Regions from separate parts of the Homo sapiens genome. Here region 2 is linked to region 1. Evidence: chromatin loops called from intact Hi-C (ENCODE). Cell type or tissue: CD14-positive monocyte. All regions are shown on one strand. Each heading gives the region's core, and the rest is flanking DNA. Links, peaks and the distances in the headings are about the cores only. Region 1 overlaps KANSL3 (KAT8 regulatory NSL complex subunit 3). Region 2 overlaps FER1L5 (fer-1 like family member 5).

The links. A loop is a pair of places that touch in the nucleus more often than their neighbours do. Peaks named below come from ENCODE experiments on the same cell type or tissue, not always from the same donor. Only the 100,000 strongest peaks of a DNase experiment are listed, where the experiment ranks them.
Region 2: a loop joins it to region 1, with 2.0 times the contacts of the local background. A loop is called at or near these places in 5 of 110 quality-filtered maps.

The regions. Positions count from the first base shown.
Region 1 is chr2:96,610,335-96,626,485 of GRCh38, reverse strand. It overlaps KANSL3 (KAT8 regulatory NSL complex subunit 3), which reads left to right. Exons shown (of 21, transcript NM_001115016.3): 4 at 6,724-6,814; 5 at 6,942-7,127; 6 at 12,867-12,998; 7 at 13,552-13,668; 8 at 13,923-14,024; 9 at 14,133-14,204; 10 at 15,348-15,422; 11 at 15,603-15,760. Among named protein-coding and RNA genes, the nearest start is that of KANSL3, 20 kb to the left of the region's middle. In CD14-positive monocyte, for the core only: no CTCF peak of the experiment used is centred there; DNase peaks (open chromatin) are centred at 7,705 and 8,985; H3K4me3 peaks cover 1,853 bases; H3K27ac peaks cover 4,596 bases.
Region 2 is chr2:96,657,147-96,673,297 of GRCh38, reverse strand. FER1L5 (fer-1 like family member 5) reads right to left here. Exons shown (of 53, transcript NM_001293083.2): 10 at 12,927-12,957; 11 at 11,858-11,973; 12 at 11,507-11,630; 13 at 11,031-11,083; 14 at 9,791-9,859; 15 at 4,504-4,547; 16 at 4,330-4,412; 17 at 4,161-4,255; 18 at 3,051-3,179; 19 at 44-221. Among named protein-coding and RNA genes, the nearest start is that of FER1L5, 22 kb to the right of the region's middle. RefSeq lists enhancers at 11,234-11,734, 11,735-12,235. In CD14-positive monocyte, for the core only: no CTCF peak of the experiment used is centred there; DNase peaks (open chromatin) are centred at 7,977 and 8,567; H3K4me3 peaks cover 1,390 bases; H3K27ac peaks cover 2,655 bases.

The DNA of each region.
Region 1 (16,151 bases), core at 4,273-12,272:
CTTTTCTGAGCCTTCTTTAGTTTTATATTCAATATTGTATGTATCTGTATAAATCTTAGGTTGGATGTTTGAAATTTTAAGTCCAAGGTCTTTGAGTTATCGTCCCTCCTTCCCCTCCCCCACCCTCTTTATTTCCCCTTCCTTCATTCCTTCCCTTCTTCTAGTGTTTAGACAAAGAATTTTATAATCTGAAAAAGGAAAGTATGACTGTTGAGTTTATCTGATGTACTTTGTGTCTCCTTGTTTGACTTCTGGTTAAAAAAAAATCCTTTAGATATTTTAATGTTGAATTAATTAGTCTTCTTTGAAACAGTATCCAAAATAATGATTACCTTTGAAAATACCAGATATTTTCAGGACCAATGTTATATTTTGGCTGCTTTGAATAGAATGAGCCAGAGGTCAGCATATCATTCAGGTTCAGTCAGAGCAGGGAGAACAAAAGATTTTCTGATCTCATCTAAGAAAGGAAGAAAAGACATTTTTGCCCTCATGAAAATTGAATAGGCGGGTGGGGCACGGGGTGGGGAGTGCCAGTTGGCTCACCACAGTTCCCATCAGCTATTTGACTGTTTAGGCTTGTATTTAAAATTCTGTCTCCTGTTTTTAAAATTTTTGCTAATTATATCTCTTGCATGCTCTTTATCTTAATCTTGGTTTAGATCATTTTTTTTCTGCCCACTTAATTTTCTAGCCTCCCACGAAGCTGACAAAATATAGAGATCATGTTTCAATTCTTGGAGTCACTTTGTTATATATCCAGCAGCAATCCTAAGAACTTTTTCTGGGATTTTGGACTCTCAACGTTGTGGTTTTAAAATTTAATTTCAGCTGTCATTGGTGTATGGTAATAATTTCTAAATAGCTTTCTAACCCTCTGCATCTTGCATTCACATCATTTTCCTTACTCCCATAATTTTGGATTGCAGAATTAATACAGAGTAAGAAAAACAAATAGGGAAAGCATCATTATGTAATAAAAACAGGATAATTTTGGAAATGCTGTTGATATTTCATAAATAAATTATACCTTATTCTCTGTTGTTGGAATTAAAGTTTGCAACGTGATCAATAGGCTTTGAGAAAGCTCCAGAGATTGTTGAACATGAAAAATTGTATTCGTTGCTTAACCTGGTTGATTATAAATTAGCATGATTGCTAGAGGTAAGGCTGCAGTATACTACTACTTTCAAGATGCTACAGGTCCTTTATACCTATTACTTTCAAAGAACTGGAAATCTAGAGATTTTTGTTTTTTTGGTTTTGTTTTGTTTTTGAGATGGAGTCTCATTCTGTCACCCAGGCTGGAGTACAGTGGGGCGATCCCAGCTAACTGCAACCTCTGCCTCCTGGGTTCAGGCGATTCTCCTCTCTCAGCCTCCCGAGTAGCTGGGGTTACAGGCTCGTACCACCATGCCCAGCTAAGTTTTATATTTTTAGTAGAGACGGGGTTTCGCCATGTTAGCCACGCTGGTCTTGACCTCCTTTCTGACCTCAGGTGATCCGCCCTCCTTGGCCTCCCAAAGTGCTGGGATTACAGGCATGAGCCACCATTCCTGGCCTTATCCAGAGATTATAACACAGATAGCCTTTGGTTATTTCCATTTGAAGAAAATTATCCTACAGAGATACTTGTATGAGTATATAAAATATAGATAGATAGGGCTGGGCATGGTGACTTCATACCTGTAATCCCAGCACTTTGGGAGGCTGAGGTGGGCAGATCACTTGAGGTCAGGAGTTTGAGACCGGCCTGGCCAACATGGTGAAACCTCGCCTCTACTAAAAATATAAAAATTAGCTGGGCGTGGTGGCGGGCACCTGTAGTCCTAGCTACTCTGGAGGCTGAGGCAGGAGAATCACTTGAACCTGGGAGGCAGAGGTTACAGTGAGCCGAGATCACGCCATTGCGCTCCAGCCTGGACGACAGAGCAAGACTGTCTCAACAACAAGAAGAATTAATAATAAAATATAGATAGATATGTATGTATATATTTGAGGAAGGGAGGGGTGGTCACTGCAGTGGCTTATAAATTGCAATAAAAAATGCACAACCTAAATGTCCACAAATAAGGTAGAACTTACTTAGCCTTTGAAAACAAAGAGGTGTATTAACATGGAGATATATCCATGTTTCCAGAGAGCTTTTTCAAATGACTTGTAAGCATCCTCTGTCTCCTCCTACCACCATCAAATTCTCAAGCCCACCTGAGAATCACTGTACATAAGAGAGCTACTACTCTTGTGAGTCTGCTGTGCATCTAAGTAATGGACAGAAAACAGGATAATGAACCAGTGGGGCTGGAGCTTCCGGTCTCAACAAACCTTCCCAGTTCCAAGGCATCCTGAGTCCCAACATTGAGTTGAGGCTTTCATCCCTTCAGCTTTGAAGTCCAGAATCTCTGAATATCAAACCACAAAAACTGGATCCTGATGAAGTAGCAGAGATTAAGCCAAGATAACTAGGGAGGAATAAGAAACAGGACAATTCCAAGAAACCTCAGACTGCTTCTAGTACCCCCAAAAGGGGGTTACAAAAGGATGGGTGGCTTTGGCAGTTAAGAGGGGATTTAGCTCTAGCAAGGAAAGCTTCTGAAGATGGAGGGCGCTTCTGAAGAAGACAGTCATCCCATTTTGTTTCTCTAATCTCGGATTTCGACTGCTCTCAACTTTTGCTGCTGTCAGTAATCATAGCTAACCTGAATTTTTTTTTATTGTTAGAAGGAACTTAGAGGTAATCTAGCTGTATCTATTTTATGGACAAGAAGACTCAGGGCACATAGCTCTTTATTAGAGGGTGGGATAGAACCCTTGTCCCTAGGTAGGGTTCTCCTGGATCCTGTAACTGTGGTTAAGTTGTAAAACTGGAGATGTGGTAGGTGGAGATTTTATTTTACAGAAGGAAAAGGAGTTGGACCATTGTTTTCCTCCTTTCTAGAGGGTATTTGCTCTATCCAGGGACATTTAGATAGTTGTACAAAGTGAATAACAAAGGGTAATTTGTCCTCCATCTGCATACTCACTGGGCCATACTGTTGGTGTTCCTAGAACAATGACCTGTAGAAATTAGAGTATCTTGTGGGGTGGGATATGATGGAAAGGATGCTGGTCTCTTACGAAGCCAGAGAAATTGAGATTGTTGATGTTTCAAGCAGCATTCTTGCAGTTTGACTGTCTTGGTATGGCGAAAGACATAAATCATGTGCCTGTGTTCCTCTTTGCTCCTCCGCATTAATATGGTATGGAGTCTGAGGGTTTGGATAGGGACCTGGCTGTTTACAGAACTTAGAATGCAGTGTGCACACAATTCATCCATTTATTTATTCAGCAGATGTTTAATTCCCCAGTATTTGTGAGGCTCTGTTTTATGTGCTGGGGATATAGCACTTAAAACTAGCAAAAGTCCTGGCCATCTTGGCCTTTTACACCCTGGCAGAGAGAAACAAACTAAACAAATAAATAGCATGGATAGAATATGAGGTAGTGGTATGGCTGGAAAGCAGTTTAGTGAATCCTAGGGTAAGACTGGAGGGTTACAGTGTTAAATAGGGATAGGTCAGAGCAAGCCTCAGCAGAAGGTGACATTTGAGCAACAACCTGAAGGAGATGAGAGAGGGAGCCATTGTTTCAGGTTGGCGTAATGAAGGGCAGGGCCCTGGTCTGTGATGCAGGAGCATGCCTGTTGTGTGTGCAAGGGCAGGGGAGTAGAGGGTGCTGTGAGGGAAGGCGGCGTGACTGAAGTAAGTGAGGATCAGTCATGGATGATAAGATCTGAAAGACATGGAGTCCATGCAGCCCATTGCAAGGACTTTGGCTTTTAGCTGATTGAACTGGGGCCACTGAAGGACTTTGAGCAAAGGAGTGACATGATCTGACTTAGGTTTTTCAATTAATTTTTCCAAATTGGCTTTTCCAAAAGGTTGTACTAATTTATATTTCCATCAACAGAATACAGAGAGAGTTCTTTTGTACCCTCACAACAACAGAGAATTATTAAATTCTTAATTTTTACCCATTTGATAGGTGAAAAATAATACTTTATTAATTTGCATTTGTTGGTTCTTTTTTTTTTTTTTGAGACGAGGTCTTGTTCTGTCGCCCCGTGGCATGATCATACCTCACTACAGCCTTGATATCCTAGACTCAAGCCATCCTCCAGCCTCAGCCTCCTGAATAGCTGGAACTTTGGGCACCTGCCACTATGCCTGGCTAATTTTTTGATTTTCAGTAGACAAGGTCTCACTTTGTTGCCCAAGCTGGTCTCAAACTCCTGAGCCCAAGCTGTCCTCCTGCCTCAGCCTCCCAAAGTGCTGGGATTATAGGCGTGAGCCACTTTGCCTGGCTGCATTTGTTTAATTTTTTTTTTTTTTTTGAGCTGGAGTCTCTCTCTGTTGCCCAGGCTGGAGTGCAATGGCACTGTCTCAGCTCACTGCAACCTCCGCCTCCCAGGTTCAAGCAATTCTTTTGCCTCGGCCTCCCAAGTAGCTGGGACTACAGGCGTGTGCCACCACACCCGGCTAAGTTTTGTATTTTTAGTAGAGACAGGGTTTCACTGTGTTGGCCAGGCTGGTCTCGAACTCCTGACCTTGTGATCCGCCTGCCTTGGCCTCCTGAAGTGCAGGGATTACAGGCGTGAGCCACCACGCCCAGCCTGTTTAATTTTGAAGTAGAGTTGACTTTACTTCTTTTGTGACCTGCCTTTTTGTGTTCTTTGACCTTTGAGTATTTCATCTTTTTCTTATTAATTTTCTAGAGCCTCTTTCTATTTTAATGAAATGGCAGTCATTTTCCCATTGTGTTTTGACCTTGTTTATACTTTTTAAATTTTTTTTGTTTTTTATTTTTTGAGAGACATGTTGCCCTGGCTGGACTTGAACTTCTGGACTCCTCCTGCCTCAGCCTCCCAAGTATCTGGAACTACAGGCACATGCTACCACGCCTGGCTTAAAGTTTGAATTTTTTTTTTTTTTTCAAGACAGAGTCTCACTCTGTCACCCAGGCTGGAGTGCAGTGGCGCAATCTCGGCTCACTGCAACCTCTGCCTCCTGGATTCAAGTGCTTCTTCTGCCTCAGCCTCCGGAGTAGCTGGGACTACAGGCGCATGCCACCACGCCCAGCTAATTTTTGTATTTTTAGTAGAGATGGGGTTTCACCATATTGGCCAGGCTGGTCTTGAACTCCTGATCTCGTGATCCACCCACCTTGGCCTCCCAAAGTGCTGGGATTACAGACTCCTGGCCAAAGTTTGAAATTTTTATGTAGTTACATTTCTCTTTCTTCCTTTTATGTCTTCTTTTTCTTCCATCTGAAATTTGATGTAGAATGATATGTAGGGATCAGATTTTCTTTTTCCAGTTGTGGTTGTCTCAGCCCTACATTTAGGGACTTTATCCAGACTGATTTGAAATGCTACCTTGATCCCATTCCAGGGTCTCATTTGGGTGTAGCACCCAGGTAATTTTTTATTTTTATTTTTATTTTTTTTGAGACAAGGCCTCACTGTCACTGAAGCTTTGAGTGCAGTGGCATGATCACGGCTCACTGCAGCCTCAACCTCCTGGGCTCAAGCGATTCTCCCACCTCAGGCTCCCGAGTAGCTGGGGCTACAGGCACGCACCACCATGCCCAGCTAATTTTTGTATTTTTTTTAGAGATGGGGTTTTGCCATTTGCACAGACTGGTCTTGAATTCCTGGACTCAAGCGATCCACTCCACTTGGCCTCCCAAAGTGCTGGGATTATAGGCGTGAAGCACTGCGCCTGGCCACCATCAGCTTTTTTTTAAGGCAGGGAGAATAGGAAAACACATATTAATAGAGCATCTTCAATTGCCTTTCTTTTGGTATCTTTAGGAAGGTCACTAGCCAGAGTTAGAGCATCTGAGTAATTAAGATTGCTGGGAGTGGGGTGAAGGGGGACAATAATAAGCTCCATATCACTAAACTGGGTGTGATGAGGTGGAGATAAGAACAGTAGGATAGATGTCTGCAACACACAAAGCCTCAGTAAGTAATAGGTAAGCAATAAGCAATAAGGTAGATGTGTGAATACCAGTGCCGTATGCTGGGATGATAACATATTAGCTTATATGGAGCAGGCCTCTCAAAAATAAATTTGCTAATTGTGTGGCATATAGAAAAAATACAAAAAATATATATGGAAAAGAGAGATTAGTGTGGGGTAGAATATTGAGGAGTGGAAGAATAGCCTCTTTATTGGTTATATTTCTGCTATATTTTTGTTCTTAAGCCTAGTTTAAATAGAATTCTTACCTCAGTCTGAGATTTTAGTACATTAAAATGCTTGCTGATCCTGTCTGCCTTTTTGTGTGAAATATAAAACTTATGAAATTCAAATATGTCGTCTGTTCAGTGGTGCTGTGCGTTTATTTATGATTGGAATAATTTTAGCTACTAAGTAAGTAATTAGCTTTGCTAGCCTGAAAGACTTTTTTCATGACTAGTCTTGACTTGTACTGTGTATATTATTGTGTGTATGTGTGTATTATTAATACAAGTGTGTGCTGTGACGATTTGATTTGGTAGGATTGAGACCAGAAGAATCTAGGTCTTGTGTTTTAGGTCAGTGGTCTTAGACTAAGCTACTTCGTTTTACTGTTCCCTAGCAGAGACATAAAACTATGGCATAATCTTCTTTATATGGTGTACATACATGGGGAGCGTCCCCAGGGTTTGACTATAATTCCTCAGAGTTTCCCTTATAGGACTGGCTGGACAATGGCCCAGAACAAGCTATTCAACAAGATCCTCAAAGCCCTGCAGTCTGACCGGCTTGCCCGCTTGGCCAACGAAGGGGTAAGACACCAGCAATCCGCCCACAGTGGGCTCTTCGTAGTTCAGGCCTCACTGGCTGACTGACTTGTCCCCCTGCTTGTTAACCAGGTAGTCCTCATGTTTTATTACTTCCACTTACATCCTTCAGGCTTGTAATGAGCCAGTGCTGCGCCGTGTTGCTGTGGACAAGTGTGCAAGGAGAGTGCGGCAGGCTCTGGCAAGTGTGAGCTGGGATACCAAGCTGATCCAGTGGCTGCACACCACCCTTGTGGAGACCTTGAGTCTGCCCATGCTGGCAGCCTACCTGGATGCTTTGCAGACGCTGAAGGGGAAGGTAAGGCTGTGATTGGGGTCTGCCCTGTCCTAGGGATAGCCATCCTCCCCTGTGGGTTCAGGATGTGGGGTTAGGCAAAGTAATTATCTGGTCGGTCTGGAGTGCATGGCCAAAACTAATGGGTTTGGTACTAAAATTGGGAGACAGGGTATCATTTCACATTTGTGTCTGGTGTAAACGTTTTCAGCCCTGCTGGCTCCAGGATGAGGTATGGGGCCTGAAAACCAGAGTATACATTTAGCCTTCCTAGCCTTGCAGCTTGTGGTTTGAGTCATGGCTGAATTGAATTATCATGAAGGAGACGAAGGGTTTACCAGGGAAGAGTTTGTTGAGAAAGGTGACAGAAGCAGACCCTTGGTGCTCGGAGCACTGGGAGATTGCAGAGCAGGAACGTGCCGTGATGCCTTCAATTCTGCTCCCCAGGGCATGAGCCTTTAGTAGCAACACTTAGACTTTTATAATTCAGTACAAACATATCATTATAGTTCCCTGCTTTCTTACTTAGTATTGCACAAAGTTAAACTGTTTTTCTTGGTGATTCCAGTGATTGCATCAGGCTATCGTCAATGTGGTAGAATGCGGATGCTGGAGGCAGATTGCCTGGCTGATCTCAGCTTTGTTACTGATTAGCTGTGTAAGCTTGGACTGGTGTCTCATCTCTAAAATGTGGCTGATAATAATAGCTATCTAGGATTTTTATGAAAATTAAATTAGTTAATTCAGGTAGGGGGCTTAACACAAAATTGGGCACATAGTAAGCAGTGAGCCCACAGTAATTATTATTACTAATATTAACAGTTATTTAAGTAGTACCCTCATAGGTTCTTGAAATATTTGGGGTGTTTTGCTCCAATACAAAATGGCCTCACGGCCGGGCATAGTAGCTCATGCCTATTATCCTAGCACTTCGGGAGGCTGAGGCAGGAGGATCGCTTTAGCTCAGGAGTTTGAGACCAGCCTGAGCAACATAGCAAGACCTTGTCTCTACTAAAAATAAAATAATTAGCCAGGCATGGTGGCACACGTCTGTAGTCCCAGCTAGTTAGGAGGCTGGTGGGAGGAGGCTGTAGTGAGTTCAGTCCCACCACTGCACTCCAGCCTGGGTGACAGAGGGAGTCCCTGTCTCTAAGAAAGAGAGAGAGAGAGAAGAGAAAGAACCAAATCAATCCAAGTTGTCTGAGGCCTTTTTTTTTTTTCTTTGGAGACAGGATCTTCCTCTCTCACTCAGGCTGGAGTGCAGTGGCACTATCATTGCTTGCTATAACTTCGAACTCCTGGGCTCAAGCAATCCGTCTGCCTCAGCCTCCCAAGTACTGGGACTAGAGGTGTGTGCTACCACCACACCCAGCAAAGAAATTTTTTTTTTTTTTTTTTTTGAGACAAAGTCTCACTCTGTCGCCCAGGCTGGAATGCAGTGGCACGATCTCGGCTCACTGCAACTTCTGCCTCCTGGGTTGAAGCAATTCTGCCTCAGCCTCCTGAGTAGCTGAGACTACAGGCGTGTGCCACCCCGCCCAGCTAATTTTTTTTGTATTTTTAGTAGAGATAGGGTTTCACCATGTCTCGATCTCCTGACCTCGTGATCCGCCCGCCTCGGCCTCCCAAAGTGCTGGGATTACAGGCGTGAGCTGCCGTGCCCTGCCACACCCAGCTAAATTTTTAATTTTTTTGTAGAGACGGTCTTGCTATAGGCTCGTCTTGAATTCCTGGCCTCAAGCAGTCCTCCCATCTTGTCCTCCCAAATTGCTGGGATTACAGGCATAAGCATGATTCAGTTTTTGACACTTTTTTTTTTTTTTTTAATAGTTTTACTTTCTGCTTCACAGGAAGCTGGCTCATCTTGCTGCTGTAAGTTGCCTGGCCAACACGTTCCCTCAGCCACATCCCCAAAACTTGCAGACTCATTGTTTCTTATGTGTTTTTAAGTTAAAGGGTGCCAAGTTTGTTAGAAGACTGGTTTAGTGCTGAAATAAAACTCAGGACTAGATACATTAATGATATTCATGGTAGGAAATTTGACACTAGTTTTTTTGTTTAACTAATACTTATTTTGGGCCCTACGTGTGTCAGGTACTGGGGTGAGCAAAACAAAACTGGTCCCTTCTCTGGTGGAGTGTATTTTCTAGTGAAGAAAGAGACAAATGAAAAGGGAGTCCCAGACTTTCCCCTGTACTGCTCCCCTGTAGTAGAAACCCTGGACCCGGGAGGTGAGTGGTGGGCAGGTAGAGTGTGGGGCCCAGACTGGATCCTGGCAGACAGAGAGTGGTGGCCCAGAAGTATCGTAGGCATCTTCACATATGTTCTCCTCAGCATTCTACCTACGGTAAAAGTGTAACATTGGTGAATACACTGTAGGAGATGAGTGTTGGTAGTGGCCAGGGTCTCAGTTCTCTGGTGACCCTGCTTCACTCACTGTGGCTAGCATAATTTCCCTTTAAGGAGGAATTTGTACTGCTGCCCTATTTAAGTTACTGACTGGACATCTCCTGGGTGCATGTCGGATATTATGAGCATGGCAGACCACTGGGGGGACTCCATAGCATGCATAGTTGGGTGTTTTCCTCCCATGCTGCTGGGCCACGGTGTGGGTTGACTGGAATAGTGGAAGGCTCGCTGGTACACCAGTCAGCAAGGGCCTCAGACTCAAGGCAACATCCTCTCTGGGCTGTGCTCTCCGCAGTGGTTCCTCTGCCATCGGACTCTTATTTTCCCATGACTATATTTAGATTCACAACAAATACTTTGGTTGTTTCCCAAAGGATATAAATGATTATAGGATTGTTTTACTTTTAAAGTGCCTGCTGGATGTGAAAGCGCAGGTGGATGGGATCATGCTCTTCACCCAGCTACTTTCACTATTAGATCCATTATGATAAAGAGGGCAGAGAAGGTATAGACCTTAGCCTTTTAATTGGCTGTTGAGAGTGAATGCAATGCTGGAAGGGCCAGGGAAGCTTGGTCTTCCCAGCTCCAAGTGGAAAAGTCAGTATTGATTTTTTATCCCTTGTTGACAGGAAGCAAGTGTCAAGGCTTTTTGGTTTCAAAGCTATATACTACTGTTAGATAAAGCTTAACCCAGGGTCACATCCTTTGCCTCAAAGTGTTGAGTGGCTCACAGTTCTAGAGTGAGTTACAAAGAACATGAAGATCCTTTGCAGTTTGGTCTTATCCTTTGCGGTTTGGTCCTATCCTTCCTACTGGCTTTTTACATCCTCCTCCTTCCTTACTTGCATCCTTGACTTTTGTCCATCTGTGCCTGGAATAAGCTCTACACATTCTTGCCTCTTGCTGGTGTCTCTGATGGGAAGGCTTTTCTCTCATCTTCTGTTGGAATCCTGCCTGTTCCAAAGAGCCTGTCTCATTTCACATGCTGTATCTTTAGATGAAAATTGCCTCTTAACTTCTTCTCCATTGGGTGGTTTGAATCATAGCAGTTTGGGCTTCTGTTTCTTTCATGGCAGTTATCGGTCTTTCCCTATTCCTGTCCCCCACCATTATTTGTGTGTTTGTCTTCCTTACCTCTTGTAGATTAAATTCCTCTGCAGTACTAGCCTGGTACCTTGTAAAAGCAGTTGCACGAATATTTCTTTCCTGAGTTAAACTGAGAAAGTCTAATGGTTATAATTCTCTAATTTCTCATACAGAAATCCTTTTAGTGTCCCTGTTTTTAAATTAAGAGCAACTTATCTTCTGCTATTTTTGGAGTTTTACAACTTGCATCAAACCGTAGTACTTTTTATTCTCCAATTTTTCAAAACCTTTTTCTTTCTCTGAAAACTGCCTCTAATATTTAAACATTTTTCCTTTCCCCTAGGTCATTTTGACCTTTTGTGGGTAGCATGGAATTCGCAGATATTTCTTCTCAGTGTAAGCATCAACATGTCTGAAACCTATATTTGCACATCTGTAATGTCACATTTCTGGTAGATAGTAAAAAACAGACATGAGATAAAGTACACTGTATATAGTATAGCAGGATATATATTTTTGTACATAATAACAGATTTATTTAGTACACCACAGCTTGAAGGCAGTACTCTAGAAGAAAATGGAGATTTAAAAATATTATAAAATCAACTGATACTCATTGAGGAAATTTAGGGAACATAGAAATCTGTAAAGGAAAAAGTCACCCATAAACTCCATAGAGATCATTATTAACATTTTGTCTTTTTTTTTTTTTTTTTTTTTTTGAGACAGTCTCCCTCTGTTTCCCAGGCTGGAGTGCGGTGGCACACTCTTGGCTCACTGCAACCTCTGCCTCCTGGGTTCAAGCGATTCTCGTGTCTCAGCTTCCTGAGTAGCTGGGACTACAGGTGTGCAGCATATTTTCTTTAAAATATGATTCTATTATATTCATTGTTTAGAAATCTGTTTTATCCCACTTAATGTATCTTTTTTTATTTTTTTAATTTTATTATTATACTTTAAGTTTTAGGGTACATGTGCACAACGTGCAGGTTTGTTACATATGTATACGTGTGCCATGTTGGTGTGCTGCACCCATTAACTCGTCATTTAGCATTAGGGGAGTAGAGATAATTTTTTTCTTTTTTTCTTTCTTTCTTTTTTTTTTTTTTCTTTTTTTTGAGAAGAGTCTCACTCTGTTGCCTAGGCTGGAGTGCAGTGTCATGACCTTGGCTCACCACAACCTCCACCTCCCGGGTTCAGGTGATTCTCGGACCTCAGCTTCCCAAGTAGCTGGGATTACTGGTGTGCGCCACCACACCTGGCTAATTTTTGTATTTTTAGTGGAGACAGGGTTTCACCATGTTGGCCAGGCTTATCTCGAACTCCTGACCTCAAGTGATCTGCCCACCTTGGCTTCTCAAAGTGCTGGGATTACAGGCATGAGTCGCTGAGCCCAGCTTTGAGTAGAGATAATCTTTATATTTTCTATTTTACCTGTAACATTTTAGCAAAATTATTTCTGTGTGTTATTATATATCCTTGTAAATATTTGAAAGCTGGGTGCAGTGGCTGATGCCTTTAATCCCAGCACTTGAGGAGGCTGAGGCGGGTGGATCATTTGAGGTCAGGAGTTCAAGACCATCCTGACCAATATGGTGAAACTCCATCTCTACTAGAAATACAAAAAATTAGCTGGGTATGGTGGTGCACGCCTGTAATCTCAGCTACTTGGGAGGCTGAGAAACAAGAAATCGCTTGAACCCGGGAGGCAGAGGTGGCAGTGAGCCAAGATCAGGCCACTGCACTCTAGCCTGGGCGACAGAGCGAGACTTTGTCTCAATAAATAAATAAATTCTTGTAAATATTCGAAAATAATCTTTAATATCCAATTAGGTAGATAGTTGACTAAACTACTCCCTTACATATGCACATATATATTAAATTGTTTTTACTTTATTATTATTCATAGTTAATTTGTCTCTGTGCATAATTGTCCCCATCCTTTTGTGTGTGTTTTTGTTTCTGATACGTTTTCTTTGGAAAGGTTCTCAGAAGTAGAAACATTTGGAAAAGGGATGGGAATACATTTAAGTCCCTTGCTGCATATCCAGACTGCTTTCCAAAGGATTGTACACATTCACTTTTCATGGTGGGAGCATACTTTTCACCCGCTTATTTATATATATTCTTGATCCTTAGGAGGTTTTCAGAGGCTTAGTTGAAGTCTGTCTATGGCTTATAGTGGGGCTCTGTTCTTCTGCTTGATTGCTGGTGGTGGAAGGTCTCCTGCTTTACACTGGAGTCATCTTTGCTCTTTCTTCTTTGTAGATCCCAACCTTGATTGACCGGATGCTTGTGTCATCCAACACAAAGACTGGGGCTGCAGGAGCTGAGGCCTTGTCTCTCCTACTGAAGAGGCCCTGGGACCCTGCTGTGGGTGTGCTTTCTCATAACAAACCAGTAAGTTGGATGGCTCAGGACTTAACAATGGTACATAAAAATTTTAGACTCAAGCCTTAGAACCTTGGCAGGAGGATAAATGGCTTCTTTAACTATTTATTATTATTATTATTTTTTGAGACAGAATCTTGCTCTGTTACCCAGGCTAGAGTGCAGTGGCACGATCTCAGCTTACTGCAACCTCCACCTCCTGGGTTCAGGCAATTCTCCTGCCTCAGACTCCTGAGGAGCTGAGATTACAGGCATGCACCACCATGCCCAGCTAATTTTCAGTAGTGACAGGATTTCACCATGTTGGCCAGGCTGGTCTCAAACTCCTAATCTCAGGTGATCCACTTGCCTTGGCCTCCCAAAGTGCTGGGATTGCAGGTGTGAGCCAGCATGACTGGCCAGCTTCTTTAACTATTATTAATAATTTATTTTACATAGTGCTTAACATAATTTCACAAGCAAAGGAGCATTGGTTGGGATGAGAAAGGTATTGGGATACTTGGAATTTCATGAAAGGACACTTCTCACTCACTGGTTTTTGGGTGGGATTCTTCCTCTTTAGAGCAAACTCCCTGGCTCTCCGCTGATTCTCATCGCCTCCTCTGGTCCCTCCAGCTCTGTGTTTCCCACTTCACGCCGCCACCGCTTCTGGCAATCTCAGCTGTCCTGCTTGGGCAAGGTATGTGTGGGGGCAAGAGGAACTCCTTCCTGGCAGGGAATATAGTCTTGGAGGATTGAGGAGAAGAATATGTGGGAGGAGGTCAAAATGGGTAACTTGAATGTGGAGCCTCCTCTAACCCTTCTTTCATGTGGAGCCTCCTCTAATCCTTCTTTCATGTGGAATTCCAAGGTTTTGGGTTTAGGTTAGGTTAAACAGAATTGAAAGATTTGAAACTTACCTCTGCTGGTGTGGGGGCTACTTCTTTCCTTCAGGTCATCCCTGTAGCCACCCATCTGCTGAACAATGGCAGTGGGGTAGGAGTTCTACAGTGTCTCGAGCATATGATTGGGGCAGTGAGAAGCAAAGTGCTGGAGGTGAGAATGCCCGTATTTCAGTACATTGTGGCATACCCAGCATTCTGGGGTTGTTCTGCACCTATCTTTGGCCTCCTGTCTTACTGTCTTCTTTCTCTTCCCATGAAGATTCACAGCCATTTCCCACACAAACCCATTATCTTGATTGGCTGGAACACAGGAGCTTTGGTGGCCTGTCATGTAAGTAATTTCTATCTTATTTGGAGGTTGTCCTGGGATGGAATACCACTAATCATAGCTACCATTGAGTCCTTTACTGTGTGTCAGGCTCTGCGCTAGATACTTTACCTATATAATTACATTTTAAACTGTAGAAGACAAATTTTATTAAAACAATTTTTAATTTATTTTGGAAAACTTTAAGCAGAAACAAAAGCAGGTGTAGTATAATAAACCCCCGGATCCTCACCCAGCTTTACCAGTGATCAACTCTTGGCTGGGCTTGTTTCATCTCACCCTGCTCATTTTCTTTCTCCCCTAGATTGTTTTGAAGAAAATCCCAAATATAATAGCATTTTCACATACACACACACACACACACACACACACACACACACATATGGGTATATATCTGTGGAAAAAAAAAAAAGATCCCTTTTTTTCTCTAAACATAAGTACCATACTGTTCTCCCACCTAAAAAACAACAGTAATTGTAGCTGGCAAATATTAATAGCTCTGGAATTTGATGCTGTGTTCATTTCAGTCTTTTTCCAAGACATCAAGGAATCTTTTCGTATTTTACATATATTTGTATGTCTGTCAGTTTGTGTAAGTGTCCCTCATGTCCAAACCCTTAATTTTGCTTCATGCAGTCCAATCAAGTGTGATAGCTATGAGAGGAAGAAGGTCCCCATAGTCCCTGCTCCCAGGGTGTTAGGCCTTAGCAGTTTGCTCCAAGAAATCTAGGCTGTCTGGTAGCTATCCATTAAGTTCAATAGAGAGAATTTTTTTTCACTTAAGGGTTAATGGCAACATTGTGTTCTCTTGACTATATTTACTATTTGTGGAGAAAAATGGAGCAGGAGGGCTCTAGTTGAGGGGGTTGACAGGGTAGGAATACTGAACCTTCTATCCTATGGTTCAGCCACCTGCTGGGGTCCTCTTAGGGCCCCAGTTCTCTAGGTAGTGGCTGCTTATGGAATGACATACCTTGTGTCTTGTGCTCTTACTGCTGCCATTGTGGCAGAAGATGCACCCGGATATTAGGACAGGAGAGGAAGAGGTGAGACTGTCTGGTGGGTCTGGACCACTCCTGGATTCTGGGTAGGCTGAGGTGCCATGAACTCAGTTGACGTTTAGACAAACTGTTCTGTTATTTACAGGTGTCAGTAATGGAGTATGTCACTGCAGTTGTCTGCCTTGGGTTTCCTCTGCTTACTGTGGATGGCCCCAGAGGGGTAAGAATGTGGTAAAGCTGAGTGCTGGGTCATTGGCAGTGGGAGCGCGAGTGTGCATGCCTTGTCCAAGCTGATGCTGAGGCTGACTGCAGTTGCATGGCTGATCCTCCTTAGTGGAGTTTCTGGGTCAGTGCTTTGTGAATATGAAGAAGCCGATTCTAAAACCTATACCTGTTTTAGGATGTAGATGATCCCCTCTTGGATATGAAGACTCCAGTCCTCTTTGTCATTGGTCAGAATTCCCTTCAATGTCACCCTGAAGCCATGGAGGACTTCCGGGAGAAGATTCGAGCTGAGAACAGCTTGGTGGTGGTTGGGGGAGCTGATGACAATCTCAGGTGGGTGGATTCTCCCAGAGCTGCAAGAGAGCTGTGTTACAGTGTTAGAGATAAGCCTGGAAGCTGGCAATGTAACTACAGACCAGTCTGGTTCAGTTAAAAGACAGCATTAGCCGGGCGCGGTGGCTCACGCCTGTAATCCCAGGACTTTGGGAGGCTGAGGCAGGCGGATCACGAGGTCAGGAGATTGAGACCATCCTGGCTAACACGGTGAAACCCCGTCTCTACTAAAAATACAAAAAATTAGCCAGGCCTGGTGTCGGGCGCCTGTAGTCCCAGCTACTCGGGAGGCTGAGGCAGGAGAATGGTGTGAACCCAGAAGGCGGAGCTTGCAGTGAGCCGAGATCCCGCCACTGCACTCCAGCCTGGGTGACAGAGCAAGACTCTGTCT
Region 2 (16,151 bases), core at 4,139-12,138, 47 kb before region 1:
TGCAGTGGCTGCTCTCTACTTATTGCCTGAATCTGACAATTACCATCATATATCACTGGGCTGTACGGTGTGCTTGAGACTAGAGGCTTGTAATTCAGGTCCATCTTGTTCCCATAGTGACCGATGCTGACCTCGAAATGGATCAGCTCTTTAAAGTTGGGCATCATGGTACAGGAAAGGAAGATGACGCACAGCCCATACTTTTGGCGGTTCTGGTGCTTCTGAAACAATAACCGCCCCCACCCCCCATACCCAGTACATAAGCCAAGGGTTATATTGACAGGCAGGGAGGCAAGGATGAGGTATCTTTCTTTCAAAGCCATCTTCCCTTCTCTCCCTCTCAAAGGCCTTCAGAGGCTCCCTCGCACCCTGCTGATCCAGGGCAGTTCCTCCAGGACTTCCATCATCTGGCCCCTCCACCCAGCCAGCCCTGGCTCCCTCCCTTCCTGAAATCAGGTGGCTGGGGAGGGGGGTGGTCTCCTCCCTTGTTAGGGTAGGCTCTGAGTTGGGCCACCCCATCCCCATTCCAAGTAGAGATGCTTCCTCCTTTTTGCCTAAACCCTTTCCCCCAGAAGACACAATGTGGATAGGGGTGTAGGGCTGAGGTTTTACACACACACACACACACACACACACATTCATACTCCCAGAAAGGTTGAACCTTCCCACTTCCTGCTCCAGCTGCCCACTATGCCCCCAACTTCGGCTGTTCTCACCAAGTGCTTTCTTGGGCCTCCTGTCCATTGTATCAGCCCCTCTTGTTTCTGTTGCCAACCTCTGCCCCATTCTTGCATTCCCCCGGTCTGTTCACTAGCTCAGGTTTCCCCTATTGAAAAAAAATAACTTTCCTTCTCCCATCTGAACCCCTATTTAGCTACCACCTGTTCTCATTTCCTTTCACGTTAAAAAAATTTACTTTTGAGGCCAGGCGTGGTGGCTCATGCCTGTAATCCCAGCAGTTTGGGAGGCTGAGGCGGGCGGATCACAAGGTCAAGAGATCAAGACCATCCTGGCCAATGTGGTGAAACCCCATCTCTACTAAAAATACAAAATTAGCCGGGCGTGGTGGTGGATGCCTATAATCCCAGATACTCAGGAGGCTGAGGCAAGAGAATTGCTTGAACCCAGGAGGTGGAGGTTGTGGTGAGCTGAGATCGCCCCATTGCACTCCAGCCTGGGCAACAAGAGCAAAACTCCATCTCAAAAAAAATTTTTTTACTTTTTTTTTAGAGATGTGGTTTCACTATGTTACCCAGGCTGGTCTCAAACTCCTGGGGCTCAAGTAATCCTCCTATCTCAGCCTCCCAAGCCCAGCTTTTCAATCAGGTTTCTTAGAAGGTTTGTCTCTGTGCACTGGCTCCTACCTCTCCCTCCCATCTATGGCAGCCCAGCTTCTCTCCTGACCTAAGGCTACTGACATCTTCCTAATAACCAGCAGATATCTCTCAGTCCTCGCCCTTTCTCTCTGCCACATTCAAGATTGCTGGTCACTCCTTTCTGCAAATCTCCACTCCTGAGTCCGCCTCTGCAGGCTCCTGTCCAACCGCTTCTGCAAATCCCTTCTCCTCTTTCACCTGCCTCTTAGACTGTGGCATCCTCATAGCTTCCCTCTCCTTTCATTCCACCTACTCTCCTCAGGCAATTTCTTCCACTACCACAGGTTCAAACCTTGGTGTGTTGATGTCACATCCCTGTGTCTAGTAGGCTCCAGAGCTGGTCTATGTGGATGTCTTACATCACATGTCAGAGATGGGTTTCATCATTTCCCTCATATCTGCTCCTTCTTTAGAGAGCCCACCTTGGTGCATTGCACCCCTGACCACCTCGTCACCCATGGCAGAAAATGGGCCTCAGTAAGGGGAGTCAGCCTCACTTACGTTCTGTTGGTCACTGGCTCTGGCCATTCTGTTTCCAAAGGGTCTCTGAAACCTACCCACCTCCTCTCTAGCTCTCTGCCAGCAAGGCTGTATTCCTGTTTCTCTTGACTGGGTGACCCCAACTTACTCTCCTCCAGTCCATTGCTACTGCTCCTCCTGCCCCTTCCTGCCTCAGTAAGTAGCCCTCCACTGGCTTCAGGAAGAAACCCAAATCCCTTAGATTGTTTTACAAAGCCCTGAGAAACTAGGTCACGAATTAACACAATTTCTCCTTAACCATATCAGGGATTCCTTTTTTTTTTTTTTTTTTTTTTGAGATGGAGTCTCACTCTGTCACCCAGGCTGGAGTGCAGTGGCATGATCCTGGCTCACTGCAACCTCCACCTCCTGGGTTCAAGAAATCCTCCTGCCTCAGCCTCCGAAGTAGCTGGGACTACAGGCGCAAGCCACCATGCCTGGGTAATTTTTGTATTTTTTTGGTAGAGATGAGGTTTCGCCATATTGGCCAGGCTGGTCTCAAACTCCTGACCCCAAGTGATCTGCCCGCCTGAGCCTCCCAAAGTGCTGGGATTACAGGTGTGAGTCATCGTGCCCGGCACAGATTAGGCATTTTATTTTTTATTTTTTATTTTTTTCAGACGGAGTCTTGCTTTGTTGCCCAGCCTGGAGTGCAGTGGCACAATCTCTGCCCACTGCAACCTCCGCCTCCCAGGTTCAAGTGATTCTCCTGCCTCAGCCTCCCTAGTAGCTGGGACTACAGGCGTGCACCACCATGCCCAGCTACATTTTTTTTTTTTGTATTTTTAGTAGAGACAGCGTTTCACCATGTTGCCCAGGCTGGTCTGAAACTCCTGGACTCAAGTGATCCTCCCTCCTCGGTCTCCCAAAGTGCTGGGATTACAGGCGTGAGCCACCGCACCTTGCCCAGATTAGGCATTTCTTAAACTGAAACCTTATCTTTTCCATCAGGGTCCCCCAACCACCGGGATTTGGTGCAGCATGAAGCCACTAGCAGGGCCTTAGTAAATAATCAGGCCGATTGATCAGGCATCCTTACACACTCAACAGCCAGTGGCCAGGGCCTCTCTACACGGTCAGAAACTGGGATCCACAGTAGATCCGGGGCAGACAGGGCTCTTGTTTTTCCCTGGGTTACCTGTTTCCCGCAGTTACCTCTATCCTGGTCACTTCATGGGAGAGATCCTTTATCGTGGAGTCTTGATAGGACTTGATTTGGGTGATTAACTCCAGGAAGACTCGGCCTCGATAAGCTAAACCATCCCTAACAGAGTCGGGAATACACTAGGGCAAGCGAGAGGAAAACGGAGAAAAGGGGTGAGAGAAAAAGAACAGGCCAATCTCCTTTGAAACCCCTGAGGCAAAGACAAGGTTGTCCAGTCACTGCCTGCCCGGGGCTTACTGCAACCACAATCCCGGAGAAGAATTCCAGAAACCTCCACGCCGGGAAACCTCTGGGCATTGAGCCCTCTTCTGCACCCTGGGATCCTGCCTGCCCCATGGAATACCGTGCTCCCACCATGCTTCAGGCTGGGTGGTAACTGTGATTACCACTGAGTTTGCACTACCCGCCTGGCCAATCAGAGCCTGCCCTGCCTCCTTGGCAACTGTGAGCCACGGGGAGCACACATGACCTAAGGAGGACAATTAGAATGCTTCCCTGGCCTTCCCTGCTGGAGGCTGTGTGGTGAGGTTCCCAGCCGGGAAGTCTGACTGAGGCAGGAGGGAATGAGGCAGGGGGGAAGGAGAGTGAGGACCTCCTAGTGGCCTTGAGGACCAATGCCTGTGGTTCTTCCTCAGCATCCTTCCCTGCCTCGTTCCTTCCCAGGGCCTCTTTGCACAGTCAGAAACTGGGATCCACAGTAGATCCGGGCGGACAGGGCTCTTGTTTTTCCCTGGGTTTAAGCCTGTTCGAGTCGGGTTTCTGGCATTTACCGCCATTCCTGAATAACCTCATGCTTCCTCACACTTGCCTGTGCTGTGTCCTCCGTCCTTCGCGCCCTTCCCACCTGCTGAAAATCTTACCATGGTCTCCTCTCAAAGCCCCTTCCTCAGGGAAAGCCCAGAGCTTCCGCTTGCTCCTTTCTTGTGCCCCCACGCCTGTCCCACATGCACGTGGCTGCTCATGGACAGGCTTCACGTCCTCCACAAGACCCCGAGGGACAGAAACCAGGGCCGGGGCCTCGGGGCACGTCCCAGGCCCTAGTGCTTTACATGGGGAAGCTCTACCTCCACTGTACCCTAGAGCTGATGTGAGAAGCTTACAGCGCCTTCTTCCTGGATCCTGAAAGGGGCCTTTTTACCCCCATGCAGAGTCAGGAAGCTGGGGCCAAAGCAGGGCAGGAAGCCGGAGTACACTCCTGGAAGGAGAGAGAGTGAGAAGGGTCGGGCGCAGGACGAGGGGTGTAGGAAGTGGGCTCGAGGCTTTGCTTGCCTTCTATCTCTTCTCCGGTGGACGAGATCTGGTTGAGGGACAGGCTGGCAGTCCCAATCTCATCCGGGCAGTCCTTCTTGCGGCTAGAGAGAAACACACTCCTCAGGCTGAGCCCCCGGCCCAGCTCTCATTTCTTCCTTCCCTGTGTGCTTCAGCCTCCACCAGGTTGCTCACCAGTCCAAGACTCTGAACTTGATGTAGCTGGAGAGGCAGGGTAGCTGTGGAGGGAAGGAGAGAGGTGCGGTGGGTACACATTGGGATGGTCTGGCCCTCGTGGAGATTTTAAGAACAGGTAGGGAGTCGCGGGTCTGGGAGCAAGTCCTGGCTCAGTTACCAGTGAGCCACTTCATCATAGAAAAGCTGGATTTTGAACCAAGCGAATCGAGCTTTGGCTTTAGGGCCTCTTGTTTTCTGGGGGTTTGCTTTGTTTTGTTTCAGACAGGGTGCTGCTCTGTCACCTAGACTGGAGTGCAGTGGCATGATCATAGCTCACTACAGCCTACACCTCTCAGGCTCAAACGATCCTCCCGCCTCAGCCTCCTGAGTAGCTGGGACTACAGGCACCTGCCATCAGGCCCAGGTAATTAAAAACAATTTTTTTTTTTTTGTAGAGACAGGTGCCTTACTATGTTGCCCAAGCTGGTCTCGAACTCCTGGGCAAAAGCAATCCTCCTGCGTAGGGCTCTCAAAATGTTGGGATTAGAGGTGTGAGCCACCTCGCCCAGCTGGGCCTCCCATTTGAATAGGCCCCTTGCAAGGTCCTGAGAGGGGCCTGGAACTTGTCACATGATCGTTTTGTATTTTTGTCTTTAAAATGGCCCTCTGGACAAGCATGGTGGCTCACACCTGTAATCCCAGCACTTTGGGGGGCTGAAGCGGGCAGATCACTTGAGCAGCCTGGGCAACATGATGAAATCCTCTCTCTACAAAAAATACAAAAATTAGCTGGGTGTGGTGGCACTCACCTATAGTCCCAGCTACTCAGGAGGCTGAGGTGGGAGGATTGCTTGAGCCCGTGAGGTTGAGGCTACAGTGAACCATGATCGTGCCACTGCACTCCAACCTGGGTGACAGAGTGAGACCTTGTTTCAAAAAAGAAAAAAAAGTCCCCTAATTGCATAAGCTTCAGGCCCCTCTGACACCTGAGTCTGCCCTGACTGTGGGCTGGTAGATATTACTGTCCTCATACAGCCCCTCGCAGTCTGAATGCACATTCACCAAACCATCTCATGGAGAGGCCGTGGGCCTAGAATGTCTTCATCATGTCTAGCCATCAACTTTTTAAACAGCAGTATATCTGTCTCCTCAAAGAATAAATAATAAACCAGGCATGGTGGCACATGCCTGTAATCCCAGCACTTTGGGAGGCCGAGGCGGGCAGATCACCTGAGGTCAGGAGTTCAAGATCAGCCTGGCCAACATGGAGAAACCCTGTCTCTACTAAAAATACAAAATTAGCCGGGTGTGGTGGCGCATGCCTGTAATCCCAGCTACTCGGGAGGCTGAGGCAGGAGAATCACTTGAACCCGGGAAGAGGAGGTTGCAGTGAGCTGAGATCGTGCCATTGCACTCCAGCCTAGGCAACAAGAGCGAAACTCCGTCTCAAAAAAAAAAAAAAAAAGAATAAATAATAATAGCTGCCTCTTTAGGAGGTTTCTGTTGCCCCTGGCTTGTGCTAAACAAATTCCATAGACCAGCTGAGTGGGCTCTCCTAAAAACCTCATGAACCAGGTGCTATTATTATTCCCATTTTCATATGGGAAAGCTGAGATCAGAGAGGTTGAGTTCCTGAAGTTCTCATGCTACATGCAGTTGCCAAAACCACTCTGCTGTAACCCCTTGAGGACTGTGATTGTCCCTATAAAGAGATGGGGAATCAGGCCTAGAGAGGCAGAGGGACTTGCTCAAGGTCACATAGTAAGGGGTGGAGTCAGGATTCCTACCCAAGCTTCTGTGTCCCATCTCCACTCTGCATTATGGTTTCCTCAATTATTTTTAAAAAGAAAGAAAGAAAAGAGGCCAGATGCGGTGGCTAATGCCTGTAATCCCAGTACTTGGGAGGCTGAAGTGGGAGGATCACTTGAGGCCAGGAGTTCAAGACCAGCCTGGACAACATATTGAGACCCCCATCTCTACCAAAAATACAAAAAATCAGCTGGGCATGGTGGCTCATGCATGTAGTCCCAGCTACTCAGGAGGCTGAGGCACAAGAATTGCTTGAACCCAGGAGGTGGAGGTTGCAGTGAGCTGAGATTGCGTCACTGCAGTCTAGCCTGGGCAACAGAGCAAGACTGTCTAAAAAAAAAAAATAAATAAATAAAAGAAAAAAATCCATGTGTCCATGTGTAAAATAGAGCTGCTGGGTTGAGGCCAGAGTGGGACCCCAAATCCTCAATCCTCTCAGCTGGGGCCTCTTCTCCTTACAGCAGTTCTTGGGATGTGGCTGGGAACCTCCCAGCTTTCCATTTTCTTCATCCCATTCTCCCTGGGTCCTGACAGCTAAGGGGCCAAGGAGAAGAGGAAAGGGCTTTCCAGGTGAGCAGCTAGTCAGTAAGAAAGGAGGAAATTGCCCAGGTTAAGGAAGGACATTGGAAGGGGAGAGATCGGCACCAGAAGGCATCCAGGTCTTCCAAAGTTAGGAGTCCTCCAAGTTCAGATTTATGGCGGAACCACCTTTCCATCCATCCTGCTAATAATTCTCCTCCTGCTTCTTGGTTCCTCATCTAGTGTGCTGCCTCCCCTTCTGCCCTGGGGCCCTCGGACTGACCATTGGTACAGGCCAGTTTTCTGCAGTGCCCTGGGCTCTGCTCCCCTTCTGACCACCTGGCCTCAGATGCTGCCATCTGTGTGGCTGGCTGTTCTGCCTCTTCAGAGAGAGGTTCACACCTGCCTGCTGCATTTCCAAAGGGCTAAAGGCAATCAGGCCAGTATCCAAAGGGCCCCACCCTGGAGACTGTGTTCTGGGGAAAATGGATGAGGTTCCAGGGGTGTTTGAACATCTTCAAATGTTGGAAGGCCTCTCTCAGGGATGAGGGAGGGCCTGGCCTGTGCCATTGGTTCTGAGCCTGTAAGAAGATGAACAGGGCCGGGCATGGTGGCTCACACCTGTAATCCCAGCACTGTAGGAGGCCAAGGCAGGTGGATCACCTGAGGTCAGGTGTTCGAGACCAGCCTGGCCAACATGGTGAAACCTCGTCTCTACTAAAAATATGAAAATTAGCCAGGCTTGGTGGTAGGCACCTGTAGCCCCAGCTACTCATAGCTTAAACCCAGGAGGCAGAAGTTGCAGTGAGCCGAGATCGCGCCATTGCACTCCAGCCTGGGTGACAAGAATGAAACTCTGTCTCAGAAAAAAAAAAAAAAGATGAACAAAGAAGATGAACAGAAGATGAAAAAAGAAGATTTCCCAAGGCTCTGAACAGCCACAGAACATCTGAGGATCCCAGCCCTGTGCCCTCATCACAGGCCGGAAAAGGTGGGAGGGAGCTTGGCAAGGATGGGGGATGGACTAGGCCTCCTCTGAAATGTCTTCCTACTTTCAGAGTCTATAAAATCATCCAAGGAGGCAGGGATTATGAGGAATGGTTGAAAGTGATGACTCACAGGAAGGCAGACTGGGTAGCTACTAGAAGCAGCAAGGAGGGGAGTTCACAGGAGGGAGAAGGGGAGCGCATTAGCTAATTTTGTATTTCACAATGTAAGGTATGAGGAAACAAAACATTCTCTGGGTTGCCAAGTCCATGTCACACAAATTCCTGTGTGCCTGCACTTATGAGAGAGCTCAAGTTATCTCTCAGCTCAAGTTCTCTCTCAGAACTGTGTTCTTATTTTACACACTGCTCTTAGAAGCCTGACTTAGAGTCAAAAGGCCAGTAAGACTCCGCCTTCAAGAGAACTGTCATCCACAACAGCTGATAGGTGACGGAGACAGATTGAAAGGCGATCAAAATCAGACTACAGAACCCCAAAAAGAAAGCATCTCAGAGCCATTTAGTGCAGGAACAAGTAGCCCGGTACTGCAGATAGCCCAGGATAATAACTATGTTCCCATAATGGCTCCAGGCCATCAACAAAAAGCTCTAATTATATTCAGGGCAAAGTTGCTGAGAAGATAAGAAAATGTATATTATCATTTAAAATGTGTCTTTAAAGGGATTTGTTTTGTTTTTATATGTGGGTGAAAGGGCACATTTAAGTTCTCTGGAAAGTTCAGTTGTATGACCCACTCATTGCTTAATACATCTACCATAGAATCTAGTCATTCTGCATCTACATATTTACCTAAGAGAAATGAAAGCATATGTCTATGCTAAGGGTTGTACACAAGTGTTTACAGCTTCATTGTAACAGCCCCAAACCGGAAATGTTCATAAACAAGGAAAGGGATAAGCAAACTGTGGTACATCCATACAATGGAATATTACTTAGCAACAAAAAGGAATAAACCACTGATACACAGCAATGGCATGAATGAATTTCACAATAATTATGCTGAGTGAAAGAAGTCAGACAAATAAGGGTACTTACTGAACGATTCCATTTCTATGAAACACTAGGAAATGCAAGCTAATACGTAGTAACAGAAAGCAGATTGTTGGTTGCCTGGGGATGGGAGGGGGTGGAATAGGAATCACAGGGAGGGATTCCCAAGAGGCATTAGGCAACTTTTGGAGGTGATAGATATATTCATTATGTTGATTGTATGATGGGTTTCCTGGATGTGTACATATTTTAAAATGTATCAAATTGTACATTTCCTTTCTTCCTTCCTTCCTTCCCTCCCCTTCCATCCCTCCTTCCCTCCCTCTCTCCTTCCTCTCTCTCTCTCTCTTTTCTTTTTTCTTTTATATTTTCCTGAGACTGAGTCTCCCTCTGTTGTGCAGGCTGGAGTGCAGTGGCTTGGCTTGGGCAACAGGTTGTTATCACCTACTTAGCTGAAGTGTTTGCTCAAATAAGTAGGTGATACTACCTCGGCTCAGCTCACTGCAACTTCCACCTCCGGGGTTCAAGCAACTCTCCTGCCTCACCCTCCCGAGTAGCTGGAACTACAGGCGCATGTCACCACGCCCGACTAATTTTTATCTTTTTAGTAGAGTCTGGTTTCGCCACTGTTGTCCAGGCTGGTCTCAAACTCTGGAGCTCAAGTGATCTGCCCACGTCAGCCTCCGAAAGTGCTGGGATTACAGGTGTAAGCCACCGTGCCCAGCCAAATTGTACATTTTAAATATCTACAAGTCATACATACCATTGACATAGGTACGTCAATGATAACTCAGTAAGCTGTAAAAGGTAAAGTTTTCCATAATATGTCCTGGGCTTCCTCATGCTCCCTATCAGGCAGAGTCCCCCTTGCCATGCTTTTTGGCCCCCACCCTCTGTCTTCACCCCCACACAATCATCCAAACTTCCCTTCTATGTTAGGGGATGTGGGAGAAGGGTGGGCATGATGGAGGAGCCATACCTGAATCCGGAAGGTCAGGATCTGGTTCCATATCGGGTTGTCGGTTTGGGTCTGCATGTGTGTCCTGAGCTGGAATGTCCCAAAGCAGTGTTGGTGCCAGCCTGCCCCCTCCTCCCTCCACTGACCTCACCTTCCAGCTCTTCCTGTCCAGCCTCCCAGTGGACACCACAGCACAGAGGTGCTTGGGCTAATCCCTGCTCTCAAGACACCTGCACAACTTCTCAGCAGCAACAGCGCCAGTCCTTTGTGTACTTACCCGAGGTGTTTGCCAGATTCAGATTCCTCATATTTTTCCTTAAGTCAGCTTTCAATAGACTTCATTTTTAAATAGATATAAGGCTACTGACCTTACTATATGAGTGTATAGACATATATTTTGCTAGATAAATTCTGAGATCCCAAAAGAAAAATGGGCAAAAACACAGCTAATGGCAGCAGCATGCCTGTTTTAAAACCGTCAGTTGAGTTTATGTGTAAGCAGTGGTATCTGTGGAATCAAGTGTTACTTGGCCTTATTAAACTTTTTAAGGTACACTAAGATGAACACAGAAGTATCAAAATTTTTGAGAACTGCGTGTCACTTACCACCTGAGAACGTTTCACCTAGCTTTGGGGGTACCCAACCACTCACTGGGAAATACTCAGTATGGTGGTTTTAAATATGTTCACAAATTCTTTGGTACTCCTCCCTTCAAAAGATAGACATTATTTTCTCTCCGCTTATGTGTGGGCTGGATTTAACGACTTGCTTGCAACAAATAGAATATGGTAGAAATTCTGCTTGGCAAATATGGAAAATATCTGTTTAACTGTAACCTAGCATTGTCCGAATTTGAACATAGGACCCTTTTTTACCCATGACACCCATCAGCACACTTTGGAAAATGCTATTCCGTATTCATAGAGGTTCATGGAATGTCAGCAACTCTCTTGCCCAGAACCTTCGTTTACACATGAAGAAACTGAGGGGTGGCGACAGTTTCGATGGTGTTCACTCATTGGCATGTTTCATTCACGCACTCATTCTTCCACGTGTATTTGGTTTTTGGGGGGCATCTGGCATGCAGAGAATAAGACGTGGCCTCCGCCTGCACAGAGTTCCAGGTGCAGGGGTGCATACTTCTCTCAGTGGGTGACTGGGAGATGATTCCTGTGGTCTTGCCCACCAGGCCACCCTCCTCTCCAAACTACTTTCTCTAGATGCCAATCTCTCTGGGTCTCAGAATATTTCTACACTTACCTTTTCCCCAATTAGTTCCACCTCCAACTGAGGATTCACTGACTGGTGTTTCTCTATGAACAACAAGTTAAAAGATATCTGAGCCAGCAGCATTTTTCAGGAGGAGGAAATAGGGTGGCGACAGAACAACTGAAAACCCTCCCCTATAATTTAGAGGGGTGCCCCCTGGGCAGACCTGTCTCCAGTTCCCACCATGCCCCTTCTTCTTCCACACAATGGCATGGGGTGGGGGGACATAGGGAGCCTTGAGTTTGCATCTGGCCATCATAGACAGGCTGGGGGTGTGAGACCCGTTTGAAAGGGTGTCCATGGCACCTCCACAGGACAAGTCTGGGAGCAATTCCAGTCTCACCCTGTCCCCCCTACCCCAAACAGTAGTTTAGTGCCAAAAGGAATGAGGAAACTCCATGAGGATCCAGGGTATCACCGTGTAGGGAATCTCAGGGCTGCTCCCTCCCCTGCACCCAGACTCTAACTGAGGTGAAGGTCCTCTGCGCAGTAGATGAAGAGCTGTAAGTAAGCCATGTTGATCGGGACTACCGCTGACTTGAAGATCTGAATATCGGTGTCATCGGTGCCATAGAGCAGCTTTTGATCTATCTGGAGAGACCAGAGAGCTGATATAGTCAAGGTAATGGGGAGGTCACAGGCAAGGACACCAGACTTTGCTTCTCCAACTTCCCACTTGGTGCAGGGGGGATGGGACAACCCTGCAGTGACGCAGCGGACAAAGGAGAGATGTGATGGTCAATATCCAGGGTGAGGCCCAGGGGTGCCCCCAGGAGGCAGCCAGGATAGGAAAGTTTCCGGGGTTAGGGGCAGCTCACCAGGGCCTGGTCTCCCACACCGAGGGCATAGATGGTGACTTTCAGGTAGCCTGTCACACCACTGCCAGGGTTATTTGGCTGGCAGAGGCCTAGCCATTTCCTTAGGAGTGTGTGACCTAGAGAGGCAGAAAGGCCATGGGAGATCTGCCTGCAGCCTCCTTCCTTCTCCCCTGAAACCAGCCTTTGTTTTAGCAGGAGGGGAAGGTGGAAATAGGTCTCAGGCATCCTGCTTTCTATCCAGTGGCAGAGGAAAAGGGGAGTCACTCGTACCACGAAGCAATGATAGCGTGCTCACAAGGCTGCCAGCTGTTGCCTCTAGGAAACAGGGACCCCTGTTTATGCCTTGGGAACCTACTGTTCTCACTGTGGCCTGGTCTGGAACCAGGCACTGTAGAGGCAAGCATTTTCCTCAACCTAGTGTATGTTATAGCCAGGTAAGGTGGAAATTTCCTCTCAAACTTTAATCTTCCAATACTGGCCTCAAAAAATAGAAATCTAACCCAGGATTGTAATATAAGGCTAGCACTTGACCCAAAGGGATGCCCTGAGTTTTTCAGAGAAAAATGCTATTACTATAAATTAAAATAGGCCAGGTGTGGTGGCTCATGCCTATAATCCCAGCACTTTGGGAAGCTGAAGCGGGTGGATCACCTGAGGTCAAGAGTTCGAGACCAGCCTGGCTAACATGGTGAAACCCCATCTCTACTAAAAATAAAAAATTAGCTGGGTGTGGTGGCACATGCCTGTAATCCCAGCTACTTGGGAGGCTGAAGCAGGAGAATTGCTTGAAGCCAGTAGGCAGAGATAGCAGTGAGCCAAGATTGAGCCACTGCACTCCAGCCTGGGCAACAGAGTGAGACTCCATCTCAAAAAATAAAATTAAATTAAAAAATAAGGTAAAATAAAATACCACAATGTACAGTGAAATATTACCAAATACAGAAAATAATTTACAATCTCTAATACTCCCCTCCACCCATGTGTTGGACATATGGGGATTTTAAGATATTCTGACCCTTGGCCTGATTTTTCTCAGAAGACATACATATTTGCCATAAGTATTACCTACCTGGAGAATGGTAGATAAACCCAATATCTGTCTGAAAAGACAACAGTGGGGTGAGGATTAGTTAGGGCCTGCAGCCAAGATTTGTAATACCAACTAACCTGACCCAACTGCTAGCTGTTGGGGCTTCAGTATGTTCTCTGCCCTAACTCCTTTCATCTTTACAGCAGCCTGAGAGGTAGGCCCATTATTACCTCTACTCTGCAGAGGAAGATACTGAGTTTGAGAGAGGTGCCCAAAGTCTTACAACCAGTCAGTGAGAAAGCCTGCATGGAAAAGCTCCTCAACACTGCACTGTGCCACCCTCTCGGCCAAAGCAGCCCAACTCTACCCTACTCCTGGGTCAGGGAAGGGCTCACCGGTCCTGGGGAAGAGGATGGTTAAGGTAAGAGGTAGGAGTTGACAAAGAAACTACGGGTTTTCTCTTTCCCCTTGGAGATAGTTTCTGACACAGAGGTTTGAGGAATGTGGTTCAGGATGGAAGGTGACATATGTGGGGCAAGCTGCCACAGAACATTATGGCCACCCATAATGTGTTCTTAGATACAGCAACACAGCACAACCCATCAAAGAAAAGCTTGATTGGCCGGACGCAGTGGCTCACGCCTGTAATCCCAGCACTTTGGGAGGCTGAGGCAGGCGGATCAAGAGGTCAGGAGATCGAGACCATCCTGGCTAACGCAGTGAAACCTTGTCTCTACTAAAAATACAAAAAATTAGCCGGGCGTGGTGGCGGGCCCCTGTAGTCTCAGCTACTAGGGAGGTTCAGGCAGGAGAATGGTGTGAACCCGGGAGGCGGAACTTGCAATGAGCCGAGATTGCGCCACTGCTCTCCAGCCTGGGCGACAGAGCGAGACTCTGTCTCGAAAGAAAGAAAGAAAGAAAGAAAGAAAGAAAGAAAGAAAGAAAGAAAGAAAGAAAGAAAGAAAGAAAGAAAGAAAGAAAGAAAGAAAGAAAGAAAGAAAGAAAGAAAGAAAGAAAGAAAGAAAGAAAGAAAGAAAGAAAGAAAGAAGGAAGGAAGGAAGGAAGGAAGGAAGGAAGGAAGGAAGGAAGGAAGGAAGGAAGGAAGGAAGGAAGGAAGGAAAGCTTGATAAATTGGACTTCATCAAAATGAAAAAGTCTGCTTTTGAAAGACACTGTTAAGAAAATGACAGTGGCTCACGCCTGTAATCCCAGCACTTTGGGAGGCTGAGGCAGGCGGATCACGAGGTCAGGAGATCGAGACCATCCTGGCTAACACGGTGAAATCCCGTCTCTACTGAAAATACAAAAAATATTAGCCGGGTGTGGTGGTGGGCGCCTGTAGGAGGCTGAGGCAGGAGAATGGCATGAACCCAGGGGGTGGAGCTTGCAGTGAGCGGAGATCACACCACTGCACTCCAGCCTGGGTGACAGAGAGAGACTCCGTCCCAAAAAAACAAAAACAAAAACAAAAACAAAACAGAAAATGAATGGGCTGTCATCCTCTGGAAGAAAATATTTGCAAATCATATATCAATAGTTAGAAAACAAACAATCCAAGGAAAACAAACTAAAGATTTGAACAGTCACTTCACCAAAGAAGATATACAGATGACAGGCACATGAAAAGATGCTCAACATCGTTAGTCGTTAGGAAGGTTTAAATTACAATCACAGTGAAATATTACTACACACCATTAGAATGGCTAAAATAAAAAAGATGGACTAGATCAAGTATTGTGGAGAATGTGGGGCAACTGAAACTCTAATACACTACTGGTGGGCATGTACAGTGGCAGAACCTGTTTGGAATTTTGGAAAAAAAACTTTTAGAAATTTTCCTTAAAAAGTTTAACATACACGTCCGGGTGCAGTGGCTCACACCTGTAATCCCAGCACTTTGGGAGGCCGAGGCGGGCTAATACAAAAATTAGCCAGACATGGTGGCGTGCACCTGTAATCCCAGCTACTCGGGAGGCTGAGGCAGGAGAATCACTTGAACCCGGGAGGCAGAGGCTGCAGTGAGCTGAGATCGCGCCACTGCACTCCAACCTTGATGACAGAGCAAGACTCTGTCTCAAAAAAAAAAAAAAAAGTTGGCCAGGTGCGTTGGCTCACGCATGTAATCCCAGCACTTTGGGAGGCCAAGGTGGGCCGCTCACAAGGTCAGGAGTTCAAGACCAGCCTGGCCAACATGGTGAAAACCTGTCTCTACTAAAAATACGAAAATTAGCCCACACGTAGTAGCAGGTGCCTGTAATCCCAGCTACTCGGGAGTCTGAGGCAGGAAAATCATGTGAACCCAGGAGGGGGAGGTTGCAGTGAGCCGAGATCACGCCATTGCACTCCAGCCTGGGCAACAGGGCAAGACTCCATCTCAAAAAAAAAAAAAAGAAAGTTAAACATATACCACATATACCTACCATATGATTTAGTCATTCTGCTTCTACATATTTTCCCAAGAGAAATTAAAACTTCCACACTCAGATTTGTACACAAATGTTTACACGGCCCCAATATAGCAGCCTCAGACTGGAAGCAATCTAAATGTCCATTAACAAGGGAATGGATAATTAAACTATAGTACATCCATATGCTGGACTATTACTCAGCAATAAAAAGGAATGAACTGCTGACAAGTGCAACAACATGGATGAATCTCAGAACAGCAATGCTGAGGGAAAGAAAGCAGACACAAAAGGATAGAGAATGTATGATTCTATTGATATGAACTCTAGGAAATACTTATCTATTAATAAGAACTCTAGGAAAGAAATGTTCATATAATAACAGAAAGCAGATCAGTGGTTGTCTGCGGATGGAGGGGGTGGGATGGGAATGAGACGGAGTGATTCCCAAGGTCCATCAGACAACTTTTGGAGGTGACAGATGTGATGAGTATATTCATTATCTTAATTGTGATGATGTTTTCTTCTGGGTGTGCACATATTTTTAATATATCAAATTGTACATTTTAAATATGTACCATTAATTGTATGTCAATGACACCTCAATAAAACCATAACATAAAAAAAACAGGGCAAGGCATGGTGGCTCATGCCTGTAATCCCAGCACTTTGGGAGGCTGAGGCGGGCGGATCACTTGAAGCCAGGAGTTTGAGACCAGCCTGGCCGACATGGTGAAACCCCATCTCCACTAAAAATACAAAAATTCGCTGGGCATGGTGGCACGTGCCTGTGGTTCCAGCTATCCTGGGGGGCTTAGGCATGAGAATTGCTTGAACCTGGGAGGCAGAGGATGCATGA